Linked DNA regions of Homo sapiens: regions 2 and 3 are each linked to region 1. A link is a loop called in an ENCODE intact Hi-C map of the cell type or tissue named here. Cell type or tissue: endothelial cell of umbilical vein. All regions are shown on one strand. Each heading gives the region's core, and the rest is flanking DNA. Links, peaks and the distances in the headings are about the cores only. Region 1 overlaps C9orf50 (chromosome 9 open reading frame 50). Region 2 holds the start of LOC101929314 (a long non-coding RNA gene). Region 3 holds the start of LINC02913 (long intergenic non-protein coding RNA 2913).

Region 1 (6,504 bases), core at 1,505-6,504:
GGTGTCTGTTTTGCAGTTCCCAGTGAGTTTTCTTTTTCTTTTTTTTTTTCTGATACGGAGTCTCACTCTGTCGCCCAGGCTGGAGTGCAGTGGCGCGATCTCGGCTCGCTGCAAGCTCCACCTCCCGGGTTCATGCCATTCTCCTGCCTCAGCCTCCTGAGTACCTGGGATTACAGGCATGCGCCACCGCCCCTGGCTAATTTTGTATTTTTAGTAGAGACGGGGTTTCTCCATGTTGACCAGGGTGGTCTCGAACTCCTGACCTCAGGGATCCACCTGCCTCTGCCTCCCAAAGTGCTGGGATTACAGGCATGAGCCACCGCGCCTGGCCATTCCCAGTGAATTTTCTGAAGTGTGTCTCGAGAAGCAGGCGAGAAGTCCCTGTTCTTACTCTGGTATAACCTTGACTAAGCTCCACCTTTTTCTGTGTGCCCAGCCTCTTCTCAGGATCCAGCAGCCCCCAGGGTCCCCAACAGTCAATGTCCTCTAGCTGTTTATTGAGCACCCACTATGTGCAGTTTCAGGAAATGTCTGCCTCAAGGTCTAGCTGTGGGCGATGCCCTGCAAACCTAGGACCTTCGCTGATTTGGGAGGGATCTGACGCAGCCTCCTTAGCGTGACAGGAAGCTGGAGTTAGAAGCTGTGATTTTTGCCCAACTTCTGTTTGTTTGGTGGGGAAACCAAGGCCCCAGAAGCAGGATGGGCTTGTGTGGGTGACGCAGAGCCACATATAGAAGCCAGAGTGACCCCGGGCCCCTCTTGGGAATCCAAGGCCAGGACAAGCCCAAGAGAAACAATTTCATGTGAATGGCAGTTGGTGCATACAGGAGATGATTCCGTGTCAGCCACTGGCCATAAGGAGCTATCATGGTGTCCCGGGCAGCAGGGTGCCCAGGAGACGTGGGGGCCAGCCTGCTGCTTCCCAGCCCTTTCCATCCTGGGGCAGCCATTGGGGAACTCAGGGTCCTTGGACCACCTCGCATGGCTGCTGTTGGACAGGAAGAGCCCCCATCCCTGAGACAGCCCTCCCTGAAGCCCTCAACGCTCTCAGCATGGTTTCTGGGATTTCTATGATGGGGTAAGTGGTCTCCCCACTGCGAGAAAGGGGGCACGCTTCCGGCTGCAGCGTGAGTGGGGGTGCGCAGGGGCACAGCTTGGGTATAACAGAAATGGTCACGCAAGGTGGTTTTAAAACCCAAGGCTTCTCTGGAGGCAGCCAGAAGGCGCTGGGGAGCCTGGGGTTGCCATGGAGACAGGGCTCTGACCGGCCCTGCCTGCCAGAGGGAGGAAAAGAGGGTGGGGGCACCAGTGCCCTCCTCCTGGGCAGAGATCTCACCCTGCCCTCTTTCCTGCAGTCCAACAGAGCGTCATTGTGAACCAGAAGGCCGCCCTGCCAGTGGCGTCCGAGCGGGTGTTTGGGAGTGTCGGAAAACGGCTGGAGAGTTTGCCCAAAGCCCTGTACCCTGGGGCCAAGGAGGAGACCCTGGCCAGCTCCTCGTGTTGGGACTGCGCTGGCCTGTGAGGCTCCAGGGAAGCGGATGGGACTCGTGGACATTGCCAGGGCCCTCCACCCCCCTTGCCTACAGACCTCCCCACCCAGCAGCAGGCGGGTTGCCAGTGTGGGTCCTCAAGGGCCCTGCCAGCCATGGGTGGGCCGGGGACTCAGAGTCCAGGAAGCTCATGGGGTCCTGTCTCCCCCAGGTCCACCCAGAAGACACAGGGCTACCTTTCTGAGGACACCTCCATGAACAGCAGCCTGCCCTTCTGTTCATGGAAGAAGGCCGCTGCTCAGAGGCCGCGAAGCAGCCTCCGAGCCTTCTTGGACCCGCACAGAAACCTGGAGCAGGTGGGCAAATGGTCTTGCTCCTGGACCTAGAAGCTGGTGAGCCCCTGCTGGCAGCTGGCTCCGGGAGCAGCCCTGTTTGGTGGAGTGGCTGGGGCTGGGAGTGGACCCTCCCTGAGAGCCAAGTCACCGTGGGGGCTTGCAGTGGCCACGCCCTGTGTTCCTGCATCTCCCTCAAAGGGCAGCTGTCAAGGGGTGGCTCTAAGCCAGGTGCCTGGGTTCCGATCACAGTTCCTTTCTGCATCTCCCCTCCCCTCCCCTCTCCTCTCTTTGCTTTTTTGAGACAGAGTGTTGCTCTGTCGCCCAGGCTGGAGTGCAGTGGTGCAATCTTGGCTCACTGCAACCTCTGCAATGGGGACACCCACCACCACACCCAGCTAATTTTTGTATTTTCGGTAGAGACAGGGTTTCACTATGCTGGCCAGGCTGGTCTTGAACTCCTGACCTCAGGTGATCTGTCCGCCTTGGCCTCCCAAACTGCTGGGATTACAGGCGAGAGCCACCGTGCTTGACCTTGCATTTGTTTCCTCATCTTTTAAAATGGGGCTGACAGCACTACCTGCCCAACAGGGCTTCAGCACAGAATCCCACTGGGAGCCCAGTCCCCTGCCCCGAGGTCCTGGTAGCAGCCAGCTGGTCCTCTGTCTCACTCTAGGAGTCCCTCCTGCCCAACCGGGTGCTGCAGTCGGTCCTGAAGCAAGGCTGCCCTAAGGGGTACCATCTCCTCCTGGCCTCCGCAACACTGCAGCCAGATAAGAGGTGAACACTCGCGAACCCAAGGCCAGGGGCACACATGGGCCAGGCAATGAGGAGCGTCCTTCCTTGCCCCACAAATAAAGGCACATCCCAGGTGGCTGGGACCTGCCAGTAGGTGTCACACCACAAGCCTTTCTGGGTACCTGGTTGCTGGTCTCTGGGGGTTCCTGGAAGGAAGGGGATGGAGACACAGCCAGGATGAGGCTGAGGGGTGGGGACAGGGCATCCCTGGGGTTCAGGACTTGTAGTGAACCCCTCTTCTGGAAGGTGGGAGACCCTGCCACATACCTGAAACCTGGGAACATGCTGGGCACAATGGTCCATGCCTGTAATCCCAGAACTTTGGAAGGCTGAGGTGGGAGGATGGCTTGAGCCCAGGAGTTTGAGACCAGCCTGAGCAACATAGACCCTGTCTCTTAAAAAAAGAAAAAAAAATAGCTGGGCGTGGTGCTCCACGCCTCTAGCCCCAGGTACTTGGGAGGCTGAGGCGGGCAGATTGCTTGAGCCCAGGTGGTTGAGGCTGCAGTGAGCTGTGATCCCGCCACTGCACTCCAGCCTGGGCGAGAGAGTAAGACCTTGTCTCAAAAAACAAGCAAACAAACAACAACAACAACGAAACCCAAAAAACTTGGGACCAAGCCTCTGTTGACCTAGATCAGCCCACACCTGAAGCAGGCACCTGCTGGAAACTCAGCCTAGGGGTGGAGAACCCCCACCCCAAGCCTCTGTCCTCCCCCACCAAGCCTCCATCTGACATCCACAATGGAGTGAGGGCGTCCAGACTCCAGCCGAGGGAAGAGAGCCCTGTGTTGGTCTCATGCGTTTCCCCGGAAGGGTTGGCACCCTCTGGTCCCAGAAGGCAAAGCACCTGTGTGGGACGGGCTGGGGCCCACGGTTTCTCTCCTAGTCTGGGGATGAGGGGGTGGATGTTCAAATCTGCATCAGGAGGTGGCGAAAGACAAGGTGGCAGACCCTGCCCACCAGGTTTGCCCCTGCCACACCTGCGTTCCAGCCCCCTGGAGAAAGTTTGAGCCGCCGCCTCTTTCCCTGAAGCTGTCAGTGGCCCCCAGACCCGCGCCATTGCCCAGGATCCGGGTCTTTCTCGCCACCTCCTGGCCGCTGAGGAAACAGCAGGGAATCCACACCCTGGCGCCTTGTTTAATGGCAAAGGAATGGGCTGCAAACGGTGGGACTGGCCTGGGCGGTGGCTGGTGGGGGTCCTTAGGGCCGGGATGGGTTGTGGATGGGGGACGCCTTTTGGGAGAGGCGCCCTAACTCCAGAAGAAGGGCAATAGAGCTAGGGTTAGTTTAGACAAACTCTGCAGGGATGGGAAGAAGACAGCACTGCCACCGCCCCTCCACCGGGTACCTGATTGCTGGACTCTGGAGGTAACTGGAAGGAAGGGGGTGGAGACACATCTAGGACGAGGAGTGGGATTCAGTCCCTGGGACGTCCCCTCCCTTCTGTCTCCCTTTCTGGACATTCACGCCCCGTCCCCCGTCTCAGCAGGCCTGATTCTACGGCCCCTCCTCCAGGTGGCCTTGCGCAGCCCACGTCGCCCTCTCTGAGCCTCAGTTTACCCCAAGGGTCGCGGCGGGCCCCGGCCCCTGCGCCGGCTGCAGCACCGCGGCGCGCCCACGCGGGGGCAGTGTTGGCCTGGCTTTGGCGCCGCCTGGCGCGGCCGAAACTTCTCAGCCTCTCGCTCCAGGGTCGGAAACTTTTCCCCTCGCGCGGCGCTCGCGCCCGCCCGCCTCCGCCTCCGCGCTGCTGGCTCCGCACAGCCCCGCTCCGGCCGCGCGACCTCCTGGCACCTGCTCCGAGCCCACGACCGGCCCTGGCGGGTGGGGGGAAACGCGCCGCCCCCGCCCCCCAACTTCCCTCTCTCTCGCTTTTGTTGTTCAGCCCAAAATTGCTAGGCTTGCAGCCGTGCGGCAGCGCCGAGCACTGAAGCCGGAGTCCGCGTGGAGCCCCCGGGGCGGGTCTCGGCGCCCCCGCGACCCCGGACTCCACGCCCTTGCTCGCGCCGGGGGCACCACGCCGGTGGGGGGGGGGCGGGGCCTGCAGGGAGACCTGGCCCCCGCCTACCGCTTACCCCTCCCCTTCCCCCCTTTCCCCTCTCCCTCCCCCTTTCCCCTCCCCCTCCCTCCTCCCCCCCTCCTCCCCCCTCCCCTGTGGCTCGGCCCGCAAGGCCCCGGGATCCCGCAGCGCTCCTGTCCGCTCCCTGCGCTGTCCACTCCCTCCCCGCAGACCACAGATGGAGGACGGAAGCCTCAGTCCCGCCGCTTTCGGCACTCACACCCACCACCGAGATACGCACCCCGAGACACACACAGGCACACCACAGGGCCACACCCACACGGTACACAGACAAAACAACGCCCCACAGACACCCCCTTCAGACACACACACCACACACATACCCGGACTCCTGCCCTACAAACAGCCGGTGAACACAGGCCGACCTCACACATACACGGCCTCTCACGGGGTCTCCCAGGGCCGCAGCCCCCACATTCGGGGTCATCTGCTGCCCTGGAGGCCCAGACGCCTCCCCCTGGCCCTCTGTAGCCACTTGTCTGTCCACCAGCATGTCCCCCACCATGAACAGGGGATGAGGAAGAGGGAGCGAGGCATTCAGGGGATGGACCCAACCCCAGCTCTTCCCCGGGGGCCCTCCGGGGGCCTATCTCTCACCCTCTTTGGCAGAGACCCCAGATTGGGGGCCTCCCCAGGGGCCCCAACAGGGCCCTTTTCCGTGGGGCATTTCCACTCAGGGCTGGCGGGGGTGGGGTGGGGTTTGGGGTGGGGGGGCTGCCCCTCCTGGGCTTCAGGAAGCAGCATGTCAGGGAGGCCAGGAAAGCTCTGCTCCCCCCAACTCAGACCCATCTGAGCAGCTGGGATCAAGGCAGGCGCACCCTCCAACCCCACGCCTGCCATTGGTCATGGACAGTCCTGTGCCCAGCCAGGGCAGGGGAGAGTGGCAGCCCGGTCTAGTTGGGGGGAGGGGGAGGAATGACTCTGACCCAAGGCAGAAGGCAGAGCTGGGAGAGGCAGGAGGTCACTGCCCCTTTCTAGGTGTCCCCACCTCCCCACGCCTCTGCACCCCTGCAAGCTGGCTCCTTAGCCCGTTTGCTGATAAGGACACTGAAACCCTGAGGGCTCAGGCGGTCTCACCTGGGCGTGCTGGCGGTGCCCACTGGAGCTGGAACTGGTCCTACAGATGTCCTGAGCCAGCAGAGCCCTCGGCGGCGCACACAGGAGCTCTCTCCTAAGCCGCTCTCTGTACAGCCTTTGGTTGTTGGGGAAGCCAGGGCCCAGAGAGGCTCAACTCTTTCTCAAGATCACACAGTGACCAGGTGTTGGAGTGGGCATTCGCACTCAGCACCTCTTCACGGGGAAGCCCCGTCTCCCGCTGAGCGCAGTCCTGTGGAGGCTGCTTCTTCCTGCCGCACATGGGGCACCTCGGAGCAGGGAGGATCAGGGCAAGGTCAAGGAAGGAGAGGCGTTTATTTGGAGAGGGTGGAACTGGGCAGGTGCACAGGGTCCGGAAGGAGCTGGAAGCCTCAAGGCTGGTGGGCAGGACCCACGACTGGAGTGGGGAAGAGGGCGCTGGCTCCAGGCAGGAGCCTGGTGGGAGGGAGAGGAGGGAGCCAGGAGCTAGGGAGCCCTGTAGATGCAGGGCCAAGGGAAGCCAGCCCCAAGTGGGGCTCCAGGGATGGCAGCTGCCCCACGGGCCGATTGCCATTCTGCAGGCGGCTCATTCAGCTCTGTTATGGACTGAACGTGTCCCCCCAAAATTCATATGCTGGAACCCCAGGTCTGATGTGATGGTTTGAGGAGGTGGGGCCGTTGAGGGGTGATCAGGTCATGAGGGTGGAGCCCTCACAAGTGGGATTCCTGCCCT
Region 2 (5,728 bases), core at 729-5,728, 600 kb after region 1:
GTGTTCCCAGGGGAAAGGGACAGGCGGCTCCCAGGTAGGCTCCAGGAGAAGACTGCGGGGAAGCTGGTGGGTGGTGTGTGGGTGCTCATGGCTGCCCTGCCCTGCCCAGGCCGAGCAGGAGCTCCGCGTGGCCCAGACAGAGTTTGACCGGCAAGCAGAAGTGACCCGTCTCTTGCTGGAGGGAATCAGTAGCACTCACGTGAGTCCCACTGCCCACCCTCACTAAACCTAACCCTCAGCAGGCACCAGGTGTGCCTGAACCACAAGGTCAGCAGGGCTGCCCCAGAATGGCCCTCACAGAGCAAGTCCCACCGGGGAGGGTGTGGGCGCAGGGGCAGGGCACCCTGGAATGCCGGAGCAAGGTCTGGTAGAGGACGGGGATGGGGACGGAATTTTTTGTTCTGAGGGCGGGAGGTTAGAAGTCAGCCTCTGGCCTCTTCCCCGCAGGTGAACCACCTGCGCTGCCTCCACGAGTTCGTCAAGTCTCAGACAACCTACTACGCACAGTGCTACCGCCACATGCTGGACTTGCAGAAGCAGCTGGGCAGGTGCGGGGCCAGCACTGCTGAACCCACTGGGGCCCCCTGGCTCCCATACCCTGTCCGTGGGCAGCATGAGCTCCTCTGGGCAAGTCCTGTGACACAAAGCTGGGTTGGAGGGCTCTGCTGGAACCCACTCTGGGTGCGGGCATCTCATGTGTATGAGGGTGGAGTGGCTGGCCTTACTGACGGCCAAGTCCCCTGGAGCCCCTGAGGGTTTCTAGGGAATGCCTGGGTGGGGAGGATGGCAGGGACCAGGGGGTGGGGCCATCTCACCCTTCCCTTGCTTTGCTTTTCCCTTTGTGCTGCCAGCTCCCAGGGTGCCATGTGAGTAGCCGGGGCTGGAGTGGGGCTCCTGGGGCTGGGGAGGGGAGTTTGCCTCTGGGGTCCCTTCTGGGACTCCCACCTGCTAAGATGTATCCCTCCTCTCCAGATTTCCCGGCACCTTCGTGGGCACCACAGAGCCCGCCTCCCCACCCCTGAGCAGCACCTCACCCACCACTGCTGCGGCCACTATGCCTGTGGTGCCCTCTGTGGCCAGCCTGGCCCCTCCGGGGGAGGCCTCGCTCTGCCTGGAAGAGGTGGCCCCCCCTGCCAGTGGGACCCGCAAAGCTCGGGTGCTCTATGACTACGAGGCAGCCGACAGCAGTGAGCTGGCCCTGCTGGCTGATGAGGTGGGCCCGGTGCCGCAAGGTGGGGCAGGAATGGGCTGGGTGAGGAGCAGCCTGGGCACTGGGATCAGGCACATGGGGCCTGGAGGGGCCCTGTTGGCAAAGTGGGGACCAGCAGGTTAAAGAGGGCATATCCAGCTCTGAGGAAAGGATCCTTGCTCTGCTGGGTCTCTGGAGCAAGTGAGATGAGCGCCAGCCACTGAAGGTGTAGCACATGCCACGGGCCATGGGGAGGTGGCAGCTCTGTCCCCACTTAGTCCTGGGGCCAGTTCCACCCTTGGCCAGGCCATGACCGTCCTCTACTGCCATCTCTGCAGCTCATCACTGTCTACAGCCTGCCTGGCATGGACCCTGACTGGCTCATTGGCGAGAGAGGCAACAAGAAGGGCAAGGTCCCTGTCACCTACTTGGAACTGCTCAGCTAGGCAGGTGCCCCCATCCCCCCCGCATTCTGGCCTAGGCAGGAGAGGATGGGCGCAGCCCTGCCACTTAACTTGTTTGTTGGTGACACAGTTGTTCAGAGTGGGGAGAATTCACCCCATTCTGTCCCTGCCCCTAGTCACCTAGCTGTGAGGGTGCCTGAGGCTGAATGGCTCCACCCCTCCCCCAGCCCTGCTTCTGACCTGTGGCTCTGGAGCCCCTGCCCCTGCCTGCATCCCCGAGCACCCCACCCTCCAGGCTCCACTAAGGAGGGAGGGGCTGTCTGCAGCAGCTGCACTCAGCACCTAGGCCAGGGTGGGGCCGCCGCAGATGGGCTCAGGAAGCCCCAGGTGCACTCAGCGAGAGCCCTGCCTTTCAGTTGCCAAAAGCTGCATCAGGGGAATGCGGCAAGGCACACAGGGCTCTGGCAGCCCCTGGGGACTGGGCGCTGCCCCTGGGAGGGGAGAGCCTGGCCAGGGCTGGTGTTGGGCCCGGAGCAGCATCTTCCGGTGCTATCCTCCCCTCCCACCCCTCACAGCTCAAGCCAAGTCCAGCGGCCGCAGTCTTCACCTCTCCACACTCACTTTTTATCTGGTGTTTTTACTTCTGCCTGCGTTTGCTCTCTAGCCAATAAACCGTCCTTGTGTGCGAGTCACCTGGGCTCCTGTCAGGGCCTGGCCCTGAGGGTGGTAAAGGGAAAGGTAGACTCACCCTCTGCCCCACTCTTCCACAGAGTGAGCAGGGGCCCTGTGGCTGCCCCGGCCCCCAGCTCTCTAGTTGGGAAGAAGTGCAGCCCTCCCTGTCTTCTGCGGGGCCTGTGCCTCTCAGAGGGCAGTGCTGTTCCTGGACATGAAGCCGCACAAGGAACGTTTTATTCCTAAGAAAAAGTTTCCTAAATTTGGATTGTGGAGCGGACTGTAGAATGCGTCTGACAGTTCAGTTCAAGCACAAGAAGTGGGTAGCGGTCAGTGCTGTCTGCAGGTCGGGCGTTTCACCCAGCATGTGCCCCCGTGCCATGGGTTCTCATGCCGTCCTCAGTGTCCACATTTCACAGATGAGATCAGCAAGACAGTCAGCTCCTCAAGGGACCACAGTTGGCAAGTGGCCAAGCAGGGACTGAAGCCCAGGCAGCCTGATTCTAGAAACCCTAAGTGATGTCTGTGTTTTAGATGGCCCCTAGCAGGACCTAGCATTCTGACTTCAGTCCTGAGAAGGCCAACAGCCAGTAGGCCCCACTGTTGGGGCTTCTGAAGAGGGGATCGGGGGATGACGGGGGCACGGGGCTATAAATAGGAAGGCACAGAGCTTCAAGAAAGGCTCACCCAGGGATGAGCTCAGCCCACTGGGCCAATGAAAGCAGGGTCAAGGACAGGACCAGCGCAGGCCAAGGAAGGGAATATCTGACAGCGCCCACCCAGCCAAACCCTCAGCCCAAGGACAGGAATGAGGAGATGCTGGTGAACTAGCCATCCATCAGTACCTGCCTTCCCCCGAGGCTGCAGCCCCACTCCCAGGCGCCTGGCCAGGGGAGTTTTCTAGGTTCTGAGAGCCACGTTGTCATCCCTGGGCTTTGAAGTTAAACATCACACAGCTGTCTATAAACAAGATTTTAATATCTGTATAAATAGACCACAGAATTACCAAAACTGCAAAGACAGAGTGTGGAAAACAGGTTTGAAACCCGTGCATAGAGCCCTCTGCTGGGCTGCCGCCTCTCCCCTGGCCGGCAGTGCTGTGGGGAATGCTGGAAAGGAAGGAAAGTTCCTCTAGGGGGCGTCTGCAGCGTGAGGACCTGAGCACAGAAGACTCGGCTCCCCATGCCTGCTGTTGACCTCTTCATCTAGTATAAAAATAACGTCAGTGGGTGGTGGCTGGAGTCGTGGCTACTCCGGGAGGGGGGTGACAGGAGGTGCCCTCCATTGTATAGGCCCTAGCAGCCAGCAGCACCCCTGCCAGCCAGGGTGCAGTGTAGGCTGGTGGAGAGGGGTAGGTGGGCAGAACAGCACTGCCCTATCTTTGCATATGCCGGACAAACGCCTGCACCAACTGGATCAGAGGCTCCTGACTCTCAGGGCTGGCTTTGGAGAGAGAGGTGGACTTGCCCTGCGGCGAGGGGAGGACACCAGTGGCAGGGGAGCTGGGGGCTCCCCGGCGGAAGTAGCGCGAGAGGCTGGACAGCAGCGTGCTCTACAAGAAAAAAAGTGGCTTGGTGAGGCTCAGCACATCTGGCTACTGTTCTGACCCTTGGGGGTTGCCAGGCAGGACCCCACAGGGCTCTGGCCCTATTGGTCCAGCCCTCCGTATCCCTATCCATCCGTACCAACTCAGAGCTGAGCTCCTGCTTCATCCGCTGTTTGTCCCGGGGGTGCACAGCCGGGTCCCTAAGGTACCGCATCGCCTGAGAGATGAGCAGGTAGAAGCAGTTTTCCATGGTAAACATCAGGAGGGACCTGGGAGGAGACACAGGTTTTTGGTACTGCTGCAGAGGGCCAGGCTGGCCAAGCTTGAGAACAGTGGGCCCATGACTGCCCCAGCCCCTTATCAAATCCCAGAAAGAGCACTTACTTTAACGTCCTGGTCCCTTCTGCCTGTGTGCTGAGCCCCACTGCCTGGGTGAGGGGCTCCTTTTTCTTGTCCAGCTGAAGAGAAGCAAGGGTAAAAAACTAAGACAACAGGAACAGCTCCCACTTACTGAGAGCTTCCTACTTGCATGTCCTGCACTAAGCAAATTTAATCAGTTACCTCATTTAATCCTCACAGTAATTCTCAGAGGTGCTGTCATGTTCAGTTTACAGAGAGGAGCAGGCTTGGGAGGCTAGGTACCATGCCCAACATGCCCAAGGTCAGCTGGGAAGTGGCAGGCAGGGGGAGGAGCCGGGGGGAGAGGACAGTGTCTGACAGAACCAACTTACCTCTCCAAGCATGTTGAGGGCCACATTCACTGTGGCCAGAAGGGTCCCGAAGGAGGGGGCCACTTCGGAGTCAAAGGTGGGAGTGGTAAAGCTCAGGGCAAACAGGAAGTTGTATTCAGCAAGGTCCAGGGACTGCGAGAAAAGACAAGAGCCATCCAGGACCCAATTAAGGCCCCAGGTAGCTCTCGGTACACAGCAGAGCAGAGCCTTTAGGGGAGGTGGTGCTGAACAGATGATGGGCAGTACCTGATCCAGCAGAATCTGGCAGACATCTGGGGTGAAGTGGCGCAGGGCTGCCAGCGTCTTGCTGAGGATCTTGAGAAGGCCATACTGGACTGTGTGCAAGGCCTGCTGCTCTGATGCCTCTGTGTCAGCAGCGGGCTGCTTTGAGGAGGAGGGGGCAGCAGAAGCAGCAGACGGTGGCCTCTGGACTCGCTGGGCAACAGCTGAGGGGAGGCCATCCCCATTTTTGTTCTAAGGAGAGTCAAGAAATGAAGGTGGAGCTTGGGAAGCTAGCGTGAGGTATTCCAGGACCTCATGGCATAGGACGCTTACCTGTAAGTAATGCTGCAGCATCTTTCGACTGTGCAGGAGAGAGGTACATGCCTGGCACAAGTAACCCAGGTTGACCTGGGAGAGACACAGGAGAGATGAGCGGATTCTCTTGTCAGCAGCCCAGTCACCCAACCAGACCAACCCAATAGCCCTCCATGTAACACCCATGCGCTCCTCACTCGCTGCTGCTCTTCTCTCCCTCCTTCCCTCATGCTCCCCTTCTCTCCCTCCTTCCCTCATGCTCCCCTTCTCTCCCTCCTTCCCTCATGCTCCCCTGGCCACTTTCCAGCTTAAAGCCCCTATAGCCACTAAGTACTCAGGGCTACAAACTTGGGCCAGCAGGGCTCAGGACTGGACTGTCTCCCTGAGACCCAGCTAGGTGCCTGGTATATTGTAAGGTCCTAAAGTAAAGAAGATGAGGCCGGGTGCGGTGGCTCATGCCTGTAATCCCAGCACTTTTGAGGTCGAGGCAGGCGCATCACGAGGTCAGCAGATCGAGACCATCCTGGCTAACACGGTGAAACCCTGTCTCTACTAAAAATACAAAAAATTAGCCGGGCGTGGTGGCGGGCGCCTGTAGTCCCAGCTACTCGGGAGGCTGAGGCAGGAGAATGGCGTGAACCCGGGAGGC
Region 3 (7,734 bases), core at 1,203-6,202, 290 kb after region 1:
TCCCCAGCAGACTAACACCAACCAAGCTCCTGCTGCCGGGACAAGCACTGTACTGAGCCACATATTAATGAACAGGAATTCAGGACATTTGGAAACCAAATTCCAAAGGCTCCAGGGTAAGGAGAGAGAGATGACCTCCTGGGACCCCGCCCTCCTGCCTGAGCCCAGAACCCTAGAAGCCAGTCCCAGCTGCGGACACGTGCCCACGCCAGCCCCCCACACACGGTGCTCTCTGAGTCCAGGCATGCTCATGGTCTTTTGAGGAGAGAGATTGATTGCGTTAGGGACCTTGCACCTACAAAATCCATCAGCCTGTACATGGACGGACATTCGCTCAGGACAAACAAAACCCAGCAAACTCTAATATCCACGTGCAGGGCCTCTCCGGCAGTGAGTGACGGCAGTTTTGGTCTTTTGGCGAGACATCAAGCAAGACACTTTCCATGCAGGAACTCAACCTGTCCCCATTTCACAAGTGAGGAATCCAAGGTTCAGAGAGGTCAAATGAGACTCCCAAGGCCACTCAGTGGCAGGGCCAAGCTCTAACCCTGAGAGTCTCTGATTATAACCCCGGTCTCACCAGGACACCTGCTTAAACCCCTCTGAACCAGGGGTCCCCCAGGAGATAAGCAACAGGTAACAAGTGCACATATGAATACCCAGGCCAGTCATCACATAGTAAGGTTATATGTACTGAGAAAACTTCTCAGAGTGGGAATCAAAGTGACAAAGATGGAAAATTTGAATCAGGTCACGCAAAACCGAGTGACTCTAGAAGAATGCAGCTTCTCTGAGACTGAGCTAACTCTGGCCAACTTTTGCGTGATTCCCAGATAAGCAAGGAAAAGGTTGGGGGGGCAGACAGCAGTTCAGAGGCCTCTCTGGTTTTAGTATAAGGGCCTGAGAATGGGCGGAGGGGGGGAAGACCCAGGCTCTGAGGCTGTCTTGGGCTGGGGGTCTCTTAAGCAACTGTGTGAGGGGGGAGCCAGAAGTGGACTCTTGAGCCAGACAAATCTGATGTTTCTTCCAAGCAAGCCATGTGACCTCTCTGACCCTCAGTCTCTTCATCTGAAATGTGTCCAGCAAAGCTTTATTGACTAGCTGCTCCATGCGGGGCTGATGCTGGGTGCCAGGGACTCAGCAATGAACGGGGGAGACCAGATTGGAGCCCTCACCAAGCTCACTCCTAACGGGGAGACAGCGAATTTGGAGATGAGCAGATTCTGCCATCAGCTCTAAGGAAATAATGCAGGGATGAAATAATCCCTTTCTCGGGTGGGGCTCAGGGTGGGCATCCGAGTCAAGGCTGAGTCCAGCACGGACCCCGGGGTGAGCGCTCAGTCGGCGGAAGCTGCTTTTGAGGCTGCAGAAGTTCTATTACCATAACCTGAGTAAAACGGGGCTGCCTTGGGGGCCAGTCTCATCACGGTGTCACCCTCAAAAAAACACCAGTCTGACATCCCCAAATCATTGAAAAAAAGTTTAAATCTTCCCAAAATCTTTCAAAGAGACACCAAAGGGGAAATGGTTTGCGTACCACACACAAAAGATGTTTTCAAGCCTCTCTGCCGGGAGGTCTCATGGTAGTTGCCTCTGGAATATCTCCCTTCCCGCTCCCTCCTTTTTATCCTTATCAGAGAGGTGGGAGCGCTGGGCCTGGCCCCAGGAGACAGGGGACTGGGCTGGATCCAGCCTCTGTCCTCCCTAGCTGTGGGCTCCTGGGTGCATTGCTTAACTACTCTGTGCCTCAGTTTCCTCATCTTCAAATTATAGCTAACAATCGCACCACCTGCAAGGGGCTCTTGTGGGAATTCTAGGAAATAATCCCCATGAAGTGCATGAGAGAGGCAGGCACACAGCTAGACTGTTGACGTGTGAGCTACTAATATGATTTCTCTCTGCTTCCCTCACCCACCTTTCCTTTGCACCCCACCCCAGTTAGGAGCTCTGGGCAGTGCCTCCTATAGGTCAGTATGTGTTTTCTAGGTCCCACCGCTCAGCGGCAGCTCCACCCACTGTCCCAGACAGCACAGGGAAAAGGCCAGGGATGGACAGGCAGAACTGGGAACTTTCTTAGGAGGGGACAACAGGGCCTGGGACCATGTTTACCCCTGCCCCCTCTAAGGTTGCATCCTCTCTTACATGGGACACACAAAGGGCAGTGTCCCCCGGGCATCAGTGCTCTGAGGGCAGAGCCAAGCGAATGTCCCCTTAGGGCCTGCCGATGTGCTGGGGAAACGTGGTTCCCCACCCATGAGGCTGCTGCTTGCTCCAAGCCTGGGTGCCATGGCCAAGATGGCTCTACCTGGCTGCCAGGGTCACAGAGCAGAGGATTCAGATGTCTCACTTCCTGAGGGTCTCCAGGCCAGGCCCTGGCAACACAGCTGTGAACAGCCATGTGGTTCCTGCCCTCATGGAGCTCACAGCCCTGTGTGCAAAGCAGGCAATCAGGGCCTAAGCATGGGGTGCGAAACCCAGAGTGGGCAGAAGAGGACGGGCTGGGCACCAGAGAGGACTTCCCAGAGGAAGAGGCACTGAAGGGAAGGGCTCGGATGGGAAGAAAAGGGGTTCCAGGCAGAGGCCACAGCCTGGGCAAGGGCCTGGGAGAGAAAAGTGGTGGGTTCCAGGAGCTGCAGGCTTCCTCGCCCACCTCCCCCGACAGGTGAGGTTTATCGCTCAAGGCCACATACGCCATCTCACGTGGTCCCCGCTGCCACCTGGAGAGGTCAGAGGGCAGGAACTCTTACTCCCAATTCACACTGGGACAATTCCCAGCTGGACTAGAACCCCGATCTCCTGACTCCTGGCTCAGGTGAGAGTCAACATGCAAGGCTGGGCCCACAGCAGCCCTGGCATTTGACCAGCAGCCAGGTAGGCCCAATTTTCATCACCTGCCTTTAACAGATGAAGAAATTGAGGCTTAGGGAGAGCACAACACCCCTCAACTGCCGCAGTTTTTGTCTGTCTGGGGGCCCTAGGACAAGCCTGAGGTGCGGAAAAGCCCTCCCTGGGTGGGGCAAGAAACAGAGCTGGGAACGGGTGACTTGGGGTGAAGGAAGGAGGGGAGCGGGGATGGGTTTTGGAAATCCACACTGGGCAGGGAAAGGCGAAGGAATGTGGGTGAGACGGGGTGCGCCAGTCCCGGAGGGGCCCAGGGCCTCAGGCAGCCCCCTCCCTCCTTGCCTCCCAGGTGAGACCCTAACTTCGCGGAAGACGACACCCCTCAGCTGGGCGGGGAGGAGGGCCACCGCCTCCTGGCCACCCAATCAGAGACATTCCCAGTCTGATGGCGGAGGCCGCCAGGGCCAAGGGCTCCCAGGGCCTTCCCCGGGGAACCCCCGAGACCTGCCCCGGACTCGGAGGCCCACCGCGCATCGCCCGCCCCCAGCCTCATTAGCACCGACACCCGTCGTCCTCCCCTCGGTTTCCGATGGCTCCAGAATTTAAAGGTTAAATCCTAACCTCGTCTCAGCAGTTTCTCCCGGCTTTGCCTACCCAGCGCCAGTTGCTGGTAATTATATGCATCTCCGAGCAGCCAATCAGCTGTCAGACTGACAGATACTGATCTTTTCGTTTTATTTTTAGCTCTGTGCTTCCCCCTCTAGTTGCAAAAAAAAATTCTGTTTGTTCTGTGTGCTGCTGCCTCGCTCCCAGCCCTGCAGCCGGCTCTCATCTCCGCCAGCCAGGCGGGAGCAGGCAGCCGCCGGGGCTGGAGCCTGCGGTCCCCGCCCGAAAGCGGGGAACAGAACGTGCCCGCCGCCCCCGAGCTGCGGACCGCCCTGCCCAGAGCAACCCCCGGGGCTGCCATGGGGAAGGGAGGAGGCCGGGGCGCTGTGGGCACCTTGGATGCAAACACCCGAGGAGCTGTGCTCAGTCTTGGGGGCCACGCACGGGTGGAAGCAAGCCCGTACCTGCGGGCTGGGGGCTTGGAGAGAAAGACACACACAGAGACAGCGAGAGACAGAGAGACGTACACAGGCAGAGACAAGCTAGACTGAGGGCGGAGGGGAAAAAAGACAAGCACTTTCCCCCCTGGAAGCACTCGTCCCCCATCCCCCAGAACCGAACAGAAGGGGTCAGGAATGGCCTCAGCCCCGCCCTGGAGTGGGGCTCAGAGGGGAGTTTCCAGCCCCGGGCCCCCCAGAGCTCGGGCCGGGAACCTGGGCCTCCCCTCCCAGGTCTGCTGCCTCATCTGCCACGGAAGGGCGAGTGAAGTGCTCTTCGGGGTCATTTGTGAGTTGTTCTGCAAGGTTCTGTGGGCCTTCCTGGAGACTGGCAGGTGTAGGGGCCTGGCCGGAGGGAGGCCGCTATTCATACAGCTTCTCTGGAGGGAGAGACAGCAACTGAGGGCCAGGGAAGCTCTTAGGTCCCAGTGAGTCTCCCAGACAGTGGAGGGGTCTGATCCAGGGGGGCCGGCCCTGAAGAGTGATGGGAATGATTGTGAAGTTTCCTTCCATCCTCGCGGCTCTCTACAATTTGCAAAGTGTTCACTTTGCCCTAGTGGCCTCTCCTTCTGCCCCACAGTTAGCTCCAGAATGGAGTGAAATAGGGGTCTGGGAGGCCTGGGGAGGCTCACCTGTTTTCTGATGGGCCCTGGGGCCGGCGTCGGGGGAGTGTGGCCTAATGGTTCCGTCTTTGAGGTACAACTCACCTGGTTCAAGCCCCAGGGCTGCTGTTTACCAGCTCTGCGACCCTGAGTGAATGGCTCGAGCTCTCTTGGCCCCAGTGTCCCCATTGGGAAGGTGGGCCCCCACCCCACCCTGCACCCCCACAGGGTGGCTCAGGGCCAGAAGTCACTCCGTCTGGGTGCTCCTCCCGGCCCCGGCCTCCACGGGCCCGGCACACTTGTGAGCAGGTATTATTAGCTTCTCCGTTTTGCGGATGGGGAAACTGAGGTTCATGTGACTCGTAATTGGCAGAACTGGGACTAGAAACACCCCCCCACTTTTGGCTTCCTTTTCTCTGACACCACAGATGGCGCGCTGAGAAAAAAGAGAAGAGCGGGAGAAGGGAATTAGGAGCCCGAGAGAGATGGAGGGAGGCAGAAGCGCCGTGATCAATTACTTGGGCTATAAATTTCTGCTGTTTTGCAAAGTGAGCACACAGCCTCCGAGAGGCAGAGCTCCCTGGGCAGGCTCTGGAGAAACCAAACAGAGCCAAGCCCTGCAGCAGGCGCTTTTGATGGTGGGAACCGGGGAGGGAGAGGGGTCGAGCTCAAGGGTGGGTGGGACAAGCTGGGGGTGCAGCAGAGGGGGCCAGGGGAGGGCCAGAGGAGAGGAAGGAAACCCAAGTGTCAGTGAGCTTGGGAGCTGTGGGAGCCCCCTGGGGAGGGATCGGCTTCGTGCCTCCCCGGCATTCTCTCCCGCTGCTGGGGGTAGGAGAACCAGGCCTGGGCACAAGATCGTGGCCCCCTGCCACTGCATTCGAAGCTGGTACAGGGCCAGGGCGGGGGCGACGGGGGGCAGGAGGCCCTTTGAACCTCACCTTCCTTATCTGTCAAATGGGGATACTGATGACATCCATCCCCAGGGATTGGTATCTAGGGTATAAGTGGCTTAGCCTGGGGCCTGGCACACAGCAAGGAGAGTTGTTGTTGTAAATTTTTTGGAAGATTACCAAGGGCAGAAGGGTTTGGTAACTGGTGGTTTGGAGACCAACTTAATTATTTAAAAGGTGGAAAGTGGTCCCCGCTGGGAGGAAGGGTGATGGAAAGAGTTTCCCACAGTGGGGATAGGTTGGGCACGGCATTAGACCTGTCTCTTGGTCTCCCAGACATGGAGGGGCTGTGGACAGGGGCCAGGATGCTGTGTGTAGCTGGGAAAAGAGGCCAGAGCCAGCTGCCTGGACTCCACCTTTCTGGAGCCCTGCAGTGGCTCACTTAGGAAATGAGCCGGAAACAGAGGCCGGCTTCTCTCTTTGGAATCCGAGTGCCCCAGGGAACATGGGATCCTGGGAGCAACCCCCTCAGGGCCTTCCACACTGTGGAACTGCAAAGAATGTGGCGTTCCAGAAGCGGCCCCTGTGTGCTCAACCTTCTACTGTGTAGGAGGAAGTTCACAGTGAGCCAGCGCGGGCCCTGCCCACAGGGAGCAATTTGTCAGGGAGAAGGGAAAAAAATAGATACACCTGACCCCTGAACCTTGGTCTTTCAACCCCAGACAATGGTCAAAGTAAATGGGAGGCCGCAGGATGGAAGAAGAAGGCCACAGACTACAGACACGAGGAAGGAGGAAAGCAGGGGTGGGAACCTGAGGGCAAGGGGTGAAGCCCAGAGTCACTGTAAATCAGAGCCCCAGAGAAGATGCCCTGAGGTTCAGGCAGGCGCTAGGCTCAGGGCCGGAGGCAGACACTCTCCAGCTTCAGGGATCCCAGGCCAAAGGCACTGGAGGAGCTCTCTATTTTAAAGGAGCCCTGAGATGGATTCCTTTTCAGTGGAAAAGGACTTCCCCTGGATGGGGATGATGAAAATGTTGACTTAGTCATAACAAATGTAAGAAACAGCCCCCGAAGAGAAGTTTATTTCTTGCTTGCATTACAGTCTCCTGGGGGCTGGTGGAGGGAGGGGCAAGGGCTCTGCTCCATGTGGTCACTCAGGGGCCCGGGCCCCTTCACCCCGTGACCCTGTCATCACCTAAGGCCTTATCCTCCTCTGCTGCAACCATGTGGGAGAAGAAAGAGGGAGCATGGAGGATAGCATGGAAGGATGCTTGTGGACCAAGCTAAACCAGGAGCAGAGGAGCCACATCATTTCAGCTCCCGTTGCACAGGCCAGAGCCGGGTCATGTGACCACTCCCAGCTGCAAGGGAGGCTGGGAAATGCAGTCCAGCTGCATGCCCAGGAGGAAGCCAATGAACCAGGGTTTGGTGAAAACATAGCAATCTCTACCTCAAACGCTGTCCTCTTCAGGTGGATGAGTTGACATGAAGCGATACTAACAAAGTGCCCACTGTACCTGGCCTCTGACCTGTGTGCCAAAGCTGCTCATCTGGAAACCCAGAGGCTGGTCACCTTAGGGTCAGGACAGGCCTCTGAAGGCTGCTCCTCCACCTCCTCTGGAAACTGTACCTTAAAGCATGCCAGCCTGGGCAACATGGCGAGACCTCGTCTCTACTAAAACAACACAACAACAAAAATTAGCCAGGTATGGTGGCTGGCACCTATAGTCCCAGCTACTCGGGAGGCTGAGATGGGAGAATCACTTGAGCCCGGAAGATCAAGGCTGCAGGGGGCTGTGATCACGCCGCTGCACTCCAGCCTGGGTGACACAGTAAGATTCTGCCTCAAAAAATAATAAAAGTAAAAATAAAGTGTGCAGAGAAGGAACAAGGGGAGTAGAGGAAAGTTTTTTGGTCTAAGGAAAGCAGCTAAAGCCTTTATCAGATTCCCAAAAATTTGAAGCAAAAGGACTTAAAGAGAAGTGGACCACTGCCTATTAAAGCAACAGCCTTGGTACCAACACATTGGTCCTTATGAGCCCAACTACACAGAAGCTGAGGATTCCCCAGCTGTCATCCCCTCTCCCCAACCAGGCACGCCCCATAGACCTCCAGGGTCAGGGCAGGGAAGGCCCCCACCGATCCTCAGCAGCAAACACACCACCAGTCCAAGTCAGCCACGATGACCAAAGCAGCCACAGGGCCTTGGGGCGTCAGCATGGGAGGCGCGTTCAGCCGTGCAGTTGGAGAAACTGAGGCCCAGAGAGGGGCCATCTTGCCCAGGGTCATGCAGTGAGT

The links. Peaks named below come from ENCODE experiments on the same cell type or tissue, not always from the same donor. Only the 100,000 strongest peaks of a DNase experiment are listed, where the experiment ranks them.
Region 2: it touches region 1 in a loop (4-fold over the local background); 5 of 110 quality-filtered maps call a loop at or near these places.
Region 3: a loop joins it to region 1, with 4 times the contacts of the local background. A loop is called at or near these places in 49 of 110 quality-filtered maps.

The regions. Positions count from the first base shown.
Region 1 is chr9:129,608,449-129,614,952 of GRCh38, reverse strand. It overlaps C9orf50 (chromosome 9 open reading frame 50), which reads left to right. Exons shown (of 7, transcript NM_199350.4): 5 at 1,356-1,518; 6 at 1,702-1,846; 7 at 2,499-2,728. The coding sequence ends at 2,606. It also overlaps a transcript of NTMT1 not described here. Among named protein-coding and RNA genes, the nearest start is that of C9orf50, 9.4 kb to the left of the region's middle. RefSeq lists enhancers at 2,890-3,389, 3,713-3,802, 3,390-3,891 and silencers at 4,146-4,195, 4,226-4,275. In endothelial cell of umbilical vein, for the core only: CTCF peaks have their summits at 3,647 and 4,232 (motif pointing right); DNase peaks (open chromatin) are centred at 3,742 and 4,382; H3K4me3 peaks cover 964 bases; H3K27ac peaks cover 309 bases; H3K27me3 peaks cover 267 bases.
Region 2 is chr9:129,004,591-129,010,318 of GRCh38, reverse strand. It overlaps NUP188 (nucleoporin 188), which reads right to left. Exons shown (of 44, transcript NM_015354.3): 39 at 5,098-5,172; 40 at 4,789-5,016; 41 at 4,543-4,674; 42 at 4,196-4,269; 43 at 3,951-4,080; 44 at 3,223-3,817. The coding sequence ends at 3,641. SH3GLB2 (SH3 domain containing GRB2 like, endophilin B2) reads left to right here. Exons shown (of 11, transcript NM_020145.4): 8 at 110-199; 9 at 448-548; 10 at 973-1,213; 11 at 1,528-3,283. The coding sequence ends at 1,635. It overlaps LOC101929314 (a long non-coding RNA gene), which reads left to right and starts at 3,756. Exons shown (of 4, transcript XR_007061810.1): 1 at 3,756-3,839; 2 at 5,022-5,099. RefSeq lists enhancers at 3,095-3,244, 3,465-3,534, 3,655-3,714. In endothelial cell of umbilical vein, for the core only: a CTCF peak has its summit at 3,385 (motif pointing right); a DNase peak (open chromatin) is centred at 3,398.
Region 3 is chr9:129,316,775-129,324,508 of GRCh38, reverse strand. LINC02913 (long intergenic non-protein coding RNA 2913) reads right to left here and starts at 3,493. Exons shown (of 2, transcript NR_149714.1): 1 at 3,463-3,493; 2 at 1,906-2,717. RefSeq lists enhancers at 1,975-2,542, 2,543-3,111, 3,434-3,483, 3,964-4,023 and a silencer at 3,684-3,803. In endothelial cell of umbilical vein, for the core only: no CTCF peak of the experiment used is centred there; a DNase peak (open chromatin) is centred at 3,578; H3K4me3 peaks cover 299 bases.